Linked DNA regions of Homo sapiens: region 2 is linked to region 1. Evidence: chromatin contacts called from ENCODE Hi-C or POLR2A ChIA-PET data. All regions are on one chromosome and are shown on one strand. Each heading gives the region's core, a stretch centred on a gene start or an enhancer-like site at or near the end of the contact. The rest is flanking DNA. Distances are from core to core; before and after follow the strand shown.

Region 1 (7,831 bases), core at 1,893-4,392:
AAGGATGAAGTTGCACCAACTAAGGTGGAATTAAGCTGCAGATGGGGAAAAATCTGGATTTTGGTTCAGAGCCCTGGGGTCTTCCTCAAAAGTCTCTTTCCTTGAAAGAGGAACCCTGTCTCGGTTTCTGCATCTCTCTGAGTCCTTTTGGAGGTTGAGGATGCTGAGGTCTTGGTGCTTGGCCCCCTCTAACCCTGAGTACTTCCCCTCCTGTGGGGTAACCTGGCCCAGTACCCAGGCCCCAGCTCTGGCGACCATTTCCCCCTACTTTGCTCCTAGCAAAGGCCATTTCTAGGTCAGTCGTGAGGTACAGGCAGAACGGGCAACTTCTTCTGAGATTTTTGGCCCTGGAAGGCCTTGAGCCCTGTGGTCCTGCAGAACTGCTGTCTCCCTCTTTTGGAGAAAGCAGGGAGGAAATGACCTGTGTGGGGGGAATTGTGAGCTGCACCTGCACAGAGGAGCTGAGGCAAGCAGGGCAGTTCTGGTCTGTCAATGTAAAGGACATTTATCATTCAAGAGGTTGGGCTGTTATTATTAATTTTGAATTTTGTCAATACAAACTGAAGGGAAATTTGTCTTCTTACTTGTAGGAACCTCACAAGACCACCCATCTTATATTCCAGGGAGAATTGCTGCGTATTACACAAACTCATAGGTGAGACTGCCGTTCTGACCTGCAGGCCTGGATGCCCTGCACAGGGGCACAGAGCACTGGCAAAGCCCTTCCCATACAAACAGCAAGCATGTTATGTCTACAACCCAACGGCACCAGTTCCAAGTACAATTTCTACTTGGCTGTATGAGCTGAGTACACGTTCCCCCCAGCACAGAAATCCTGCAAACTCCCATGAATGCTATAGTGAAAAGCAGGGGCTGGCCAGGTGTGATGGATCACACCTGTAATCCCAGGACTTTAGAAGGCCAAGGCAGGGCGGATTATTTGAGTCCAGGAGTTGGAGACCAACCTGGGCAACATGGTGAAACTTCAACTCTTAAAAAACAAAACAACCACCACCACAACAAAACCAAGAACAGAAATTAGCTGGCTGTGGTGACTCGTGCCTCTGCTACTCCAGAGGCTGAGGTGGGAGGATCGCTTAAACCAAGATGCTACCAGATAGAGTGAGACTCTGTCTCGGGGAAAAAGACAAACAAAATAAGTCTGTGTAAGAGGTGACTCTGGGGACAGTGGAAAAACACTAAGGTTTTCAAGTGGTGGTAAAAGCCAGTAGGCCTTGGGGACCATTGAGCAGTCTACAAAGCAGGGAAGCCTAGATCCCTGAGCTCCGCCTGCCAAGTACCACCACAGCTAACATGAGAGACCTCTGCCACAGAGACTGAAATTTGCCTCCCAAGGAAACAAGTGACTACAGACATCTGTCCCAGGACAGTAAACAAGGTCTCACAAAAACAAAAACAGCTGACCACACCATAAAATCACTGAGACCGAGCCTGCGACTATAGGCGAAAAAAAAAAGGCTATTATTCATACCGTGAAAGACCAGGGGAAAGTGCAGACACAGTCCCCTACTACTGTTGTGGGAATCAGGAGAACAGAGAGACCAATGGGTGGAACAGGAGGATTTTATTGAGTGCCCTCAGGCCCAGAGGATTAAAATCCAAAGGCTGAGCCCCGAACAAAGACAGGGTTTGACTTTTATACACACTTCAAAAAGGGGGTTGGCTAGTTTGAATGGCATGGTGGGACTATGATGGCACCAAACTCGCGGGGCAGGCAAGAGGGCTTACAGAAGCAGAACAAAGGCAGCTAGTCAAACTGTGACAGGTCTCACGAGGCAAGAATAGCTGGTGACCTTGCAGCTGCACTGAAGGGAAATCAAGAACTTAACAAAACTTGAATAGTGAGAAATGGTAAAGGGAAAAGAGAAGGTAATAAAAGCATTTGCTGTTTCTTGCTCTTATCCTTCCTAGGGATAACAGACTGTTAAGAGAGTCTCCAGAACTCATTTCTCAGCGATGTGGTTTTTCAGAAACTATCTGTTCCTGACCTTGCAGCCAAGCAAGTACAGGAAAATACTTTTTCTTTTTAATTTCTACCTTATTACTACAAGTTACAAAACAGAGGTTTCCACGTTTGGAAAAATAAGAGACAACAACATAGCCATAGAATGCATAGCCCTCAGCCTTACAGTAAACCACTTTGATAACCATAACATGTGCTCTACATACCACACATGTGAACTTCCGCCCCGCCACAGCTCCATACGCCTCACCCTTTACACGCACGGTCACTTGCCCCGAGCACCACCCCAGCCAATCCCCAATCACCCTGAGCCCTCCTAGCCCTAACGCACAGCTAGGACGCTCACGTCCAGCCAGCGGTCCCGGACTTGCTCCTACAGCACGGGAAATCCTTCATGGCGAAGCAGCAGCCCCTGCGCTGCCTCATCTACATAGAAACGCCCTATCGGTGATGTCACCAACAGTGCCTTTCCCAGTCCCCTTCTGTTCTTCCGCCCCACCCTCCTCCACTCAGCCCACCAACCCGGTGCCGCAGCCGGCGGGGGAAGTGACGTCCGCCTGTCCCTCCTTTCTGTCTCGCCCTTGTCTTTTGGGGAGGTGCGCCGAGACCCTGCATCTAGTCTCCCCCGAAGAAGTGATTACTTAACCTGTGTCCTGCGGAGGACCCTTCTGGCGGGCAGCTGGAAGCCTGTGCACCCGTCTTCAAATAATGGCTTTTAATAGCAGACTGGAACGTTTCGGATTACAAAGCAAACCGGACCCTTTCAAACCTGGTTATCTTTGTGAAGTAGCATTCCACTTAAAATTGGGAGCCCTTTAATAACAGAGAGAAATCATGTCTATGAAACTAGAGAAGCTGCTCAGATAACTGCAAACCAGCCATCCTTACTGGTTTTACGAGTAGTAGTGTTATAAAGAAAGTTGTCCAGTTTTATGAGTCTTGTAGGTTTGTTTTTTTGTTTTTCAAATACAGTAGTGTACAAAAAGGAAGCAGAATGTGGTTGCTGTCTCAATGTAATGCCTCGCTGGGCCTGAGAATTTGAAAATAAAAAAGTTCTCTTCTTTCCCCATTCTCCCTTTAGATGAAAAGTCTTTCTTGGCCGGGCGCGGTGGCTGACGCTTGTAAGCCCAGCACTTTGGGAGGCTGAGGCGGGCCGATCACGAGGTCAGGAGATCGAGACCACGGTGAAACCCCGTCTCTACTAAAAATAAAAAAAAAAAATTAGCCTGGCGTGGTGGCGGGCGCCTGTAGTCTCAGCTACTCGCAGAGGCTGAGGCAGGAGAATGGCGTGAACCCGGGAGGCGGAGCTTGCAGTGAGCTGAGATCGCCCACTGCACTCCAGCCTGGGCGACAGAGCGAGACTCCGTTTAAAAAAAAAAAAAGTATTTCTTGAAAGCATTGTCGATCAAAAGCTGTGTCCCTCCTTGCCAGAATGGCTCATTCCCAGATAGTCCTGTCCCACACGGGGGTCAGGGGAGGGAAGGAGACCTCTCTTTTTAACAGCGTCCAAAAGCTGAACTGGTGTGGCATCACAACATGGAAAAAAAAAAAAAAAAAGAGAGAGAGAGAGAGAGAGAGATATCTCGGCCAATTCTATAGTTGCTGTCACTTGTTGAATCATCTCTAGTTTTCAGAGTACCATGAATTTAGTTTCTCAAAAGAAGTAAAACAATGAGAAATACATAACATTAATAATTTGAGTAGTAGAAATATAATGCATACAAGAATGATCATCACAAAGAGAATCTGTATCCTGGAACAGTAAGGGAACCAGGGAACTGGGATTTGATGTTTCAGCCAACTGAAAACATCAGGGAAAACATCAAACCCCATTTCTTCTTTAGTGATTTCTTGCAGCCAAGTGGCTTCTTTTCTGATTTTTTCTAGAGAAGGTTCTACTACATGGGAAATGTATATGTATATGCAACAAAAGGTATTTGCCACCACACATCTCCCTGCTCAGCTAAATGTATCACCTAAAGTGATGTGATTATCTAGTACAACCTTAGCCAGTGACTAAATACCTTTTTATAGAGCTGCAAAAGAGGCCGCAGTTTCATCAGCAATGTTTTTCTTTCTTTTTCTTTTTCTTTCAGAGACAGTGTCTGGCTCTGTGGCTCAGGCTGGAGTGCAGTGGCGCCATCATAGCTCACTGCAGCCTCAAACTCTTTGGCTTAAGTGATTCTCCTGTCTCAGCCCCTGAGTCACTGGGATTACAGGCCAGAGCCACCATGCCTGGTTTTCATCAGCAATGTTTCCTGAGGTTACAAAAAGATTTGTAATCCTGGGAGGAAACACTCCCTTGAAGCAAGTGTTCTCCCCAAAAAAATGCAAGGAGCTATCTTCTTGATAGCCAGGCAGATAATTCTCAGGTTTTGCCCCACAGAATCTCTATCTAAAATAGAGCAGTGGTCATGCCTAGTGAAAAGTTTGAGGGAACTCGCCCAATGTTGGGTTTCTTCAGAGCCATATATATAGATATAACCAAATATCCTAAAAGACACTGCCCTTCATCATTCCATGCCGTTAGACATTTACAGGACCATGGATGGTGATCTCCTCCAGACAAAAATAAATGCTGGTGCAGAACAGGTAAGTGTATTATAATTTGAGTACATCAGCTTTTGGGCATTTTAAACCATGGGTCAGACATGTTAGAGCAAGAGGGCAGGTTGATAGCAAGAGGGAGTGTTTTTCTTTTAATTTTCCAATAGCAAAGTGATGTTTGCCACTGTCATTTCAGAGTGAGGTGACAATTTGTTGTTGTTTGGTTTTGTGGGTTTTTTGTTTGTTTGTTTTTGAGACAAGGTCTCACTGTCACCCAGGCTGGAGTGCAGTGGCATGATCAGGGTTTACTTCTGCTTTGACCTCACATATTCAAGCAAACCTCCTTACTAATCCTCCCGAGTAGCTGGGACTACAGGCACGTGCCCCCACACCCTGGGGTGTGAACTGGGATTTGATGTTTTCAGTTGGCTCTCTAATGGAATAGGTTCCCTTACTCTTCTAGAATCAGATTGTCTTCATGATTATCATTCTTGTGTGCATTATACTTCTACTACGCTGCTGATTTTTTCTTTTTTTTTTTAATTTTTATTTTTGAGACAGTCTTTCTCTGTCACCCAGGCTGTATTGCACTGGCAGGATCTTAGCTCACTGCAACCTCTGCCTCCTGGGTTCAAGCGATTCTTTTCCTTCAGCCTCCTGAGTAGCCACCTGGCTGATTTTTGTATTTTTAGTAGAGACAGGGTTTCACCATGTTGGCAGGCTGGTCTCGAACTCCTGACCTCGAGTGATCCGCCCGCCTTGGCCTCCTATAGTGCTGGGATTAAAGACATGAGCTACCACACCTGGCTCTCAAACCATTTTAATTAAGCAAAGACAGATTTGTCTGGCTTTTTAGTACAATGCTGAATTATCCTCCAATCTATATTTTTAGGAAGGACCTGGGGAGTGGCAACATGGAGATATTTGGTGAAAATGTGAACCTTTCATGTTCTGCTTCAGTCCCTTTTTGAAAATCCTTCCAATTTGCCTTTGCAACCAGTTAGTGGCCTTGCCTTCTTCACCAGCATGTGAATTGATTGATAAAGGTCAGAATATTTGGGCTCAAAGGTTTCAACAGTTAAGTCAAATTTTCTGCCAGAGCCTATAGAATCTCGGAGCCTGCTTTAGAAACAGAAGAGTGAAATGTATTTAAGTTTAGATCAGGGAAGTCCTTTATAATATTCTTAATTCACGTTTTGGTGAAGTGGTATACACAATGGTAGGCTCCCCTCTTCCTGTGGGTTTGGGTTTTACCTTTAAAGGGGCTGTCAGAACAGAAGTTTTGGGGAAGTGGCCAGAGCCCTGGGGACTTTCCCCAGGTGGTGGTGATGGAAGAAGAAGCAAGGCAGGACAGGAAGGCTCAGGTAAGAAAGACTATGCAGGTGCAGGGGCAGGAGGAGAAGGAGCAGCTGGAGGTGAAAGAGACAAAGCCTCCTCAATATTTCTCAATTCAGAAAACATGACAGTTTACCTCCTTCAGCTTACTTCCTCAATGGAGGCAATTTTCTCAGTTTTTTTAGAAATTTTAGAAATTTAGAAATTTCTAGGTCTCACTGGAAGTAATCTCCCATTTAATTTGTCTGGTTCTAAAACCAAATTTCTCTGTTTTTATTTTTATTTTTTTGAGACAAGGTCTCACTATGTCACCCAGACTGGAGTGCAGTGGTGTGATCTCGGCTTACTGCACTCACCGCTTGCTGCATGACGGCCAATAAGTCCAGGGATAAGGTGTAGGGGCAGGGAAGGTGACTTTATTCCAGAGAGCCACCAAACTGAACAGATGGTGAACTAACATCCTAAAGAACCATCTTAAATTAATATGATTTTCAGGTTCCTTGTACGTTAGGGAAGGGAGGAAGAAGGAGGCGGTTGAGGTGAAGAGGTCTGACAATGACAGACATATGGGCTGCAGTGAGAGCCCAAGGGGATGGTGAAAATTCTTTGTCCTTTGTCAGGTCACACTGCTCTTATAAATCTTCAACAACCTGCCTATCTTCTCAGGAGTTAGTTTGGGGAAAGGATTATTATCATCTGTGCTTTAAAGTTAAACTGTAAGCTAAATCCCTCCCATAGATAGCTTGGCCTATGTGCAGAAAGAAGAAAAAGCAGTTAGCCTGAAAGACATCACCACAGGGTAGGAAGGGTTAGGAGCAAAATGCAGTCAGTCATGCTGGGCCTCCTTTTCATTGCCATATATTTAATTTACTTGAACACATAATTTTAATTTTTTATACTTTATTTTTATTTATTTATTTATTTTTTGAGACCGAATCTCACTTTGTTGCCCCCCCAGGCTGGAGTGCAATGTCGCGATCTTGGCTCAGTGAAACCTCTGCCTCCCGGGTTCAAGCAATTCTCCTGACTCAGCCTTCTGAGTAGCTGGGATTACAGGAGCCCCCCACCATACCCGGCTAATTTTTGTATTTTTAGTAGAGACAGGGTTTCACCTTGTTTGCCAGGCTGGTCTCGAACTCCTGACCTCAGGCTCCCAAAGTGCTGGGATTACAGGTGTGAGCCACCATGCCCAGCCTAACCAAGATTATTAAACCATTCTAATTTGTCAAAAGAGTCACACTGACTTTTAAAAAATAACATAATAGACCAGATGCAGCGGCTCACGCCTGTAACCCCAGCACTTTGGGAAGCCGTAGCAGGTGAATCATGAGGTCAGGAGTTCGAGACCAGCCTGACCAACATGGTGAAACCCTGTGTCTACTAAAAATACAAAAATTAGCTGGGTGGGGTGGCGCACGTCTGTAATTCCAGCTACTCACGAGGCTGAGGCAGGAGAATTGCTTGAACCCGGGAGGCAGAGGTTGCAGTGAGCCGAGATTGTACCACTGCACTCTAGCTTAGGCAACAGAGTGAGACTATGTCTCAAAATAAATAAATAAATAAATAAATAAATAAATATAATAATGTAATGAACTTTTTCATGTCTTTATATATTAAATATTACATTATTTAAATTGTCCAAAAGCATCAAAAATTCCTCTCTGCTATCAACTTCATTTCATTTATTTTATTGTACCAAACTATCAAGACCATTAATTTAATCTACAGCTAAATCTATTATTTTTTCATGTTAGAAATTCAACAAGAAAATTTTTCCCTAATGAAACCTCACATTTCAAGCATAAGGAGCCTGGGCGAGGTGGCTCACACCTGTAATCCCAGCACTTTCGGAGTCCGAGACAGGTGCATCACTTGAGGTCAGGAGTTTGAGACTAGCCTGGGAAACATGATGAAACCCTGTCTCTACTAAAAACATAAAAATTAGCTGGATGTGGTGGCGTGTGC
Region 2 (7,831 bases), core at 3,126-5,625, 2.1 Mb before region 1:
TAGGAGTGGGGATGATGAAATATTCTAAAACTGGTTTATAGCGTTGTTTGCACAACTTGGTAAATTTATTAAAAACCATTGACATGGGTGAATTACATAATATGTAAAATATTCCTCAATAAAGTAAAAAAAAGAAATGCAATTACGTTCTGCAAATATAACATTTCCTAAGCAGCCATGATCCACTTTACAGGAATTTCTCCAGTAACTAACAGCTCATTCATTTGTTCACCTGAACTCATCTTTGTTGAGCACCTATTATGTGCCAGGTACCATGCCAGGATATGGGTTCCAGGGTGAATCTGATCAAGTGCTTCTGCTCTAATAGAGAATATGGGTTAGCAAGTGTTAGAAGGCTGGGCTAGAAGGGGTGGAGATGCAGATGAGAAATCCAGCAATGACAAGAGCGTATACTTGGGGCTGCCACAGGGTGGGCAGTGCTGGCAGAGCCTGGAGGAAGCACCCTCCACCCAGACCTGGCAGGTACTTGAGAAGGTTCCGAGAAGAGAAGTTTCCGAGAAGAGAAGGTTCCGTGCTTGAGGCTGGGACCTGAAGGATGAGGAGTTGTTAGCAGGTGAAATGGCTGGGGAGTGGGGCAGGAAGAATAAAAGTCATTTTCTCATTCATTTCTTAATTCTTTTATTCATTCATTCAGCAACTGTTCATTGAGAGCAGTTATGCCCATTTCCCTGATGAGGAAATAGAGCCTCAGAGAGGTAAAGTGACTTAGATACAAACCTTAGCCAATCTCTTGTCTTAAAAGCCCACCTTTTTCCACTCCCCACTCTTGCCTCCAAAAACAGTCTGGACAGGTTAGACACACCGCTGTGACTTTGAGGGTCAAGGGGAGGTACCCTGCCAAAAAACAAAAACCTAATTATCCTTGTTTAGTGAGAGGAGGCTGGCGTCCCCCACAGGGATGTTCCTTTGTCTGTTGGAACTCTTCCGCTGCCTTGAGGACCCACCTTTAGCCCCCTTTGGATCTTGAATGGGGGAGCCAGCCTGCCAGTGTCTGGGGTTAAGGGGAGGAGACCACTGAATTCATTGTCTGGGCCAGGGAGGACCTACCATTGGAAAGGGAATGGGACCAGAATTCCAGACCAGGCTTTGATACCAATTATTCAGGAGACCTGGGTCAGTCCTTACCTCTCTGTGGTCCTCAGTTTTCTGGTCCCTGAAACAAGAAATCTGGGCTGGCTGTATCCTGAACTATAGGACTTCTGGCCTCAGATGCCTCCAGATTGATATGGGCTGGAAGTAGGGTGACACATTTGTTCTGATTTGCTCGTTCTGATTTACTTTCCAGGTTTTAGCATCAAGAGAAACCTTCTCAGTTCCTGATAAATTGGGATGGTTGGTCACCCTAGCTGGAGGACTGTTAGGTTAACCTAACCTCACATTTTACCCACAAAGAGCAAGACACGCAGCACCCGCCTTTATTCCTATGTGGCCACGAAGCTATTTTCAAGCCATTTTGTTTGCACATATCATGTTTCTAGGGTTCAGCTGAAAACCCTCTCAGGTCCAGCTACCACTTCCCTCAATTCCTTCAGATCTTCTGGGCTCTGCTTGGCCATCTCCTTTTCCCCCCTCTGCACCCACTCCCATGCCTCAGGATGGTCTTTTTTGGTTGTCTCCATCAGCTCCCCTGGAGCCCCTTTAGCTCCTTCCTCTGCATTTAATGCAGGATTTGTGCCGAAGCAGGTGCTCCACAAGTCATCACGGAAAGTCTGAATATCTCCAGGGCCCAGGGCAGGGCTGCCCCCACCCTCAAGGAGGGCTGCACACCCCAATTCCAGGGCAACTTTGTTGGAAGGACAGATCCTTCCTGGAAGAGGTTGCAGGGAGCCACTCCCCAGGTGTGACTTCTTAACCCTTTCTCTTCCATGGGACCACTCAGGCATTGGGTGGAGCCTGTGGACCCCTTCTGAGAATAATTTTTTTAAAAAGGCATTAGGATTACTATGAAAAGTCATTTTACTAAAAATAGATATCAAACTATTAACAATTTCTCATATAGTAACATACGTTCTCTTTTACTAATACATTAAATAAGATTTAGTGGTCGGTCTAATATGACTTTAATTTCACAGTTCTCGTAGCTTAGATGATATCTTGAGATGTTTACAATAACTGTAGTGTGTTACATAAATACCTGTGATTTCTACTAGTGACAAAATCACAGGGACATCTACTTGCTGCCTACATTCATAATCAAAGGATATGTTAAAAACCATTGGCTGGGCACGGTGGCTTACGTCTGTAATCCCAGAACTTCGGGAGGTCAAGGTGGGCGGATCACCTGAGGTTGGGGGTTCAAGACCAGCCTGACCAACATAGAGAAACCCCCATCTCTACTAAGAATACAAAAAAATTAGCCGGGTGTGGTGGCGCATGCCTGTAATCCCAGCTACTTGGGAGGCTGAGGCAGGATAATCTCTTGAACCCCGGAGGTGGAGGTTGTGATGAGCCAAGATCGCACCATTGCACTCTAGCCTGGGCAACAAGAGTGAAACTCTGTTTCAAACAAACAAATAAACAAACAGACAACAAAGCCTTTAGAGATTAGTGAGGCTAAAGGTATAACTTTTGTCCACCCCTGTGTCATGGACCCCCCAGAATTCTATCCTCAGTCCTCTTGGGGGTCCATGAACCTCTGCTTCAAGGCAAAGGGGTTTTGATTCCTTAGGTTAGATAAACAAGAACATCATCAAGAGACGAGAGAACGAAGAGTAAAGGGCAGTGTCCAGACTGGGTTGGGTTAAGCAGAGAAAGGTTTCTAGATGAGTGAGTTTCAGAGCTGGGTGTTTAAGGTGAGTCCGTGTTGGCAGGAAGCAAGGAACTGTGGTTGAGGGAAGGAACTATGGGGAAGGTTTGCTTTTGTGGCTAAATCAAAAACACAGCAGACTAACATCACAGCCACATCACTCCAGGGCAAGCCCGTGTCTCCTTTGTCACCAAGAACACCAAGGCATTGTCCATGTAAGACAGTGTGCCTGTCCTCAAGCTTACATACAAAGAGACAAAACAAACACAAAAGTTAATAACAAGACAAAAATTAAACTGCTAGTAAAAAATGCAGTCGGAAGTATCTGAAACATGCCACATATCTGGTTAAGTGCATACAATGCAAGCCACAGGCGTTCAAAGGTGGGGGTTCAAGGTGGGGGTCACCTCCCCTCTGAGGTTTGCGGTGAGGACCAAATGCGGAAATGGACACGAGGCCCGAGGCCAGCATTGTGGAAGGCCGGTTAGAGCATGCACTTTGGACCATTGTGGCTACTTAACGTCTCAGTGACCTTCTCTGTAAAATGGGGATAATAAATAAGTATGGCGCCTGACATATACTAATGTTTGCAACACGGTTCAGGAGACACCAGAGACTGGAGAACTTGGCCTTTAACGTGGTAGGTGTGAAAACATTTGAATGAATGAATGAATGAATGAATGGGTCCTCGGGTTGCCTCGGTCTGCCCCAGGCGGCCCGCTAAGCCCCATGTCTGTGAAATGAATCCCCAGCTCTCGGGGTCAGCTTCATCTCAGCGTGTGGGTGTGGGTGGTGGGGAGGTGCTGAGCAGCTCAGCAGAGGCGAGGCCCAGGCCGAGTTTGTGGGTGTCATCCCGGGAGGGTCTTGCTCGGCCTCCCCAACCCCCATGCTGCTCGGCTCCTCAGTGGGCGGGGGAACCAGCGGGCTTAGCTGTGCCCGGGCCGATCTCGAGAGGACAAGGCCCGCAGCTAGCATTCGAGGAGCCCACCCCCGGGTCCGCAGCGTGGGGCACGGGCGCCCTCTTATCCCCGAAAGGTCGATCTGGGCCTCCCCAGGCTAGAGTGGGGGTGGGGTGCCGATGCACCTTCGGATACTGTGGTCCCCCAGCCCTTCCAGCCGCGGTCGCGCACATCCGAAGGAATTTGGGGCCAGGGGCATTGCGGGCAGAGAGGACAGAGAAACGGAGCCCTCTCGGCAGGCGACGTGGGAGAGGAGCGCCCTAAAAAGTGGAAAGCGAGCGTTGCCGAGGCTGCTGGCCCCTTTAAGAGGCCCGGCTGGCTCTGCGGCGGTTCCAGCTAACCCGGTCCCTGGTGCAGCTCTGCGGTCCGGGTCCCCCAGCAGAGAATCGGCACCCGGCGGGGAGGCAGGACCAGACGCAGGAGAGGGCGTGGCCCCGCCGGGGAGCTGGGCGGAGTCTATGCTGCGGAGAAAGCGGGAGAACCCGGAGGTGGGCGGAGCCGAGGGTCTGTGGGTGGGGCCCGGCGCTGCGGGCCTCGTGGGGCGGAGCCTCGGGCTCGGGGAACGCCGCAGAGGGAGGAGGGGTGGGCGGGGCCGCGGCGGGGGCGGGGCCAGTGTCTGCAGTGGGCGGGGCCCGCCGCAGAAGGGGCAGTGCCGGCCGAGAGTCCTCTGCGTGCGGCTGCCGCGGCCCCTCCACAGCGTCTCTGACAGCCCGGGCGGTGAGACCCGCGACCCTTCTGGCCCCGCGCAGATACCGCGGCCTCCACCGCGTCCCGAGGAGCGGCCGAGTGCCCTCTCTCGCCTCGGCGCCCGCATCCGGGGCCATCCGTCCTGCCGTCTCTGCGGAGGCCGCATCTGGCGCGCATCTGGAACCGCCCGGCCGGCCGCGCTGGAGCCCGCGCCCACCCTGGCCCGGCCGCGCCGGGAGCCCTGCCCGGAGCTGGAGCCGCACCTGGAGCCGCGGGCCCGGGGCCCTGAGCCGCGCAGCCGGCGCATGGTGAACTCGCTGCTGTTCGGGGAGATGGCCTTGGCCTTCGGCTGCCCGCCGGGCGGCGGCGGCGGGGGCTGCCCTGGCGGGGGCGGCGGCGGCGGCGGGGCAGGGCCGGGTCCGTCGCCGGTGACGGCGGCGCTGCGGGACGACCTGGGCTCCAACATCCACCTCTTGAAGGGGCTCAACGTGCGCTTCCGCTGCTTCCTGGCTAAGGTGCACGAGCTGGAGCGGCGCAACCGGCTGCTGGAGAAGCAGCTGGAGCAGCAGCAGAGCGAGCGCGAGCGGCGGCTGCGCTACAAGACCTTCTCCCGCGAGCAGGCCGTGCAGACCGGGCCCGAGTTGCTGCGGCCCCCGGCGCCCGGCGGCGGGCACGGCCTCAGCAGTGGCGCGGCGGCCGGCGCCAACGCCAATGCCGTGGCCCTGGGCGGCCTGCCCCCCGGCGGCGGCTCGCACCCGCAGCACTACGGCCGCCTGCCCGGGACCATCTGGAGCTACACGCAGGTGCGGCGCACGGGCGGCGGCGGCGTGGAGACCGTGCAGGGCCCCGGCGTGTCGTGGGTGCACCCCGACGGCGTGGGCGTGCAGATCGACACCATCACGCCGGAGATCCGCGCGCTCTACAACGTGCTGGCCAAGGTGAAGCGCGAGCGCGACGAGTATAAGCGGAGGTGAGTGGCCGCCCCTCCCCCGCCGCCCTGGGACGGGGCGCCCAGGTCCAGGCTGCCGCGGAATGCGTATGCGGGACGGGGGCCGGGCGGGCAGCTGGTACTGGCAGGTGGGCTGGAAGCTGTGTTTGCAGAGCGTCTTACGTACGCCAGGAAGGCCCAGTTATCTAGATCCCAGGATGGGGGCGGGCGCTGGCTACCGTGGGGGCCACCTCGATGCTGTCACTGGTGAGGCACATTGTTTTCTAGGTGACATAATAACTGTCTGTGTTTTATGCGATCTCATTTAATTCTCAGCACAATACAGCGTATTGTGTAAGGCAGTCTTATCCTCATCTCGCAGATGAGGAAACCGAGGTGCAGAAATGCTAAGTGATTTGCCTAAGGTGGCTTGGCGAGTAAGTGGTGAAACCGGGATTTCAACCAGAGATTTTAACCACTCCTGGCTAGTCTGTCTCCTAGCATAAGTATTTTTACCAAGGAAGTAGGAAATATGCTCCCCTCCCTCAACATATGAAAAGAAAAACTCTAACCAACCCACTGCCTTTTTATTTCTTGAATTAAATGAGATCACGTTTTTGAAAATGGATGGATCTGCCCCTACCCCCTGGGGCCAGTGTCTGCCGTCTTGCTCCAGCTCTGTAAGGTCCAGCTTGCTGGGTTGGATAACCACAACTACAACAGACTGCTCACAAGCTTTTATAAAATGCCTCCTTTCATCCCTCTTCTCCCCACTCCCTGAGTCTCATGGTTTATTGAGCCCTAACAAACTCAGCCTTAAAAGCCCCCAGGAGAAGATAATGTTGGGCTGGAGACTGGACATTGAATGGACTGAGACCACAATCTCTGGCTAGAACTGGGGTCCAGACTCTGCAAGACTGGCCAGTGCATTCCTGCCTAGCCCAGATTCCCCAGCTGGGAAACTGTCATTGCTTCCTGTCTGCAGTCTGGCCGACAATACTGTCTGCTTGGCTTTCCGATAAGAGGAGAGGGGTCTCCTATCCTCCTCCTCTTCCCATAAGAGAAGAAGGGTCTGTCTTTGGCATCTCAGGCCTGGCTGGGGAAGGGGCCCTCTGGCCCTGGCAATCGCTGTTCCAGGCACAGGCAGCCTTCCATTCGGAGCTATTGGCTCTGAACTCCAGGGCTTGGAGGATGTACTGAGAAGGACCCTTCCTTCCATCTCTAAAGGTCTGTCCAGGGAGCTGGGCATAGGTCTCCTTCCGTATTCTCCCATTGGACAGGCTAGCAACTGGGTAGGATTCAAATGCCAGCCTTATACCTGCTGGTGAGATTATCAAATCACTTGAAAGCCTGTTTGCTCATCAGAGAAATGGGAATAATAAAATCTGCCCACAGTTGCTCGAGGAGACAGCAGGATGGTGATGCTCTTTGGGAGGTATAAAGTAATCATGCTGGTGTTATTAAAGATGATAGGCACTTTGTCAAGCTAGCAGGGAGTAGAAATGCTGAGAGTCCTCAAGCTCTCTCATGTGGCGCCTAGCTTCCTGGGGGTAGGTCTTACACTCCACTGGGAGACGGGCTTCTCTCCTGGGTTACCTGTTTCTCTGGAGGACTTGAGAATGGCCCGCCTGGTGCCTTGCCACAGGGAGGCCACCTCGCCGCCCCTCATGGTCAATGTCATTGGGGCAGGCTAGGGAAGCAGGCACTTGCTCTCAATGGTGAAACTGGGGAGGGATGGGCCGGGCCCTCCTGTCTGCCACTGTTGATTGTGTTGTCATGCCTCAGGCTTGTGTTGTGTTTGTTTTATTGTGTGTGTGCTTTTTGGACCTGGCTACTAAGGTGATGGAAAAACCGTGCCCAGTCTTGGAGGGAGATGGGTTGGCATTGAGCAACGATCTATTCAAGTTGCACCCAGGGCGTGGGGTGTGATGTCAGCTTCTGGCGCTGGCCTGGAATGAGACGGTGCTGCTGAGACAGGTGGAGTGCGGGCGTCTCTCTTCCCGCCCTTCTGGGATGCGTGCACACCTTGTCTTCCATTTATTTTCTGAAGTTAACTCAAGACTCATGTTGGATTTTTCCAAAGCAGGTATATTCCTTTCCTGGGGCCTCAGTTTCCCCGTCTGTGAAGTGAGGTTGAGGGGGGGCTAGAATTGCGGTCCTTGAAACCCCAGGCTTTCTTAGAGATGCTTTAGGGTTTCCTTGAATATCTAATAAAAATGATCATTTAAAAGAACATTAAGACGTTAATACAGTGATAAAAATGTGCTCACCCACCTTTAAGTTCTTAATATTAACTCACTGGGTTCTACTAACATGCTAACTTGTTAGTAGTATGTTTTGGGTATCCCTAAGAATTTTCTTTGGGGAGGAGGGCAGACATTTGATAAACATTTTTTAAAAAGTTGAAAAACCACTGGGCTAGATGATCTCAAAGGGTCTTCCCAGCCTTGGCAATATATAAATCTGAGTTTGAGCTCCCAGCCCGCTTCT

Evidence for each region. Hi-C counts contacts between places; a loop is a spot of excess contacts on that map. ChIA-PET counts read pairs that join two places held with the same protein, here RNA polymerase II (POLR2A). Pooled maps may share reads with other maps.
Region 2: a map with no recorded cell type shows a loop between it and region 1 (8-fold over the local background). The contact joins the promoter of IFFO2 here to the enhancer-like site in region 1. A Hi-C loop is called at or near these places in 2 of 37 single-sample maps with no recorded cell type and 8 of 50 pooled maps. POLR2A ChIA-PET finds 5 or more read pairs at or near these places in 1 of 52 experiments (CD4-positive, alpha-beta T cell).

The regions. Positions count from the first base shown.
Region 1 is chr1:16,899,561-16,907,391 of GRCh38, reverse strand. No RefSeq gene overlaps it. Among named protein-coding and RNA genes, the nearest start is that of RNU1-2, 7.5 kb to the right of the region's middle. RefSeq lists a silencer at 1,784-2,078 and enhancers at 1,819-2,458, 2,615-2,664, 2,765-2,814, 2,459-3,098, 3,285-3,564. Within about 2 kb of position 3,142, at least 41 of the 41 ENCODE cell types and tissues checked have a DNase peak (open chromatin) inside an H3K27ac peak, as active enhancers do; they include CD4-positive, alpha-beta T cell, where a contact is called at or near this core.
Region 2 is chr1:18,953,220-18,961,050 of GRCh38, reverse strand. IFFO2 (intermediate filament family orphan 2) reads left to right here and starts at 4,375. Exons shown (of 9, transcript NM_001136265.2): 1 at 4,375-5,383. The coding sequence starts at 4,719. RefSeq lists silencers at 4,193-4,362, 4,933-5,192, 5,433-5,622.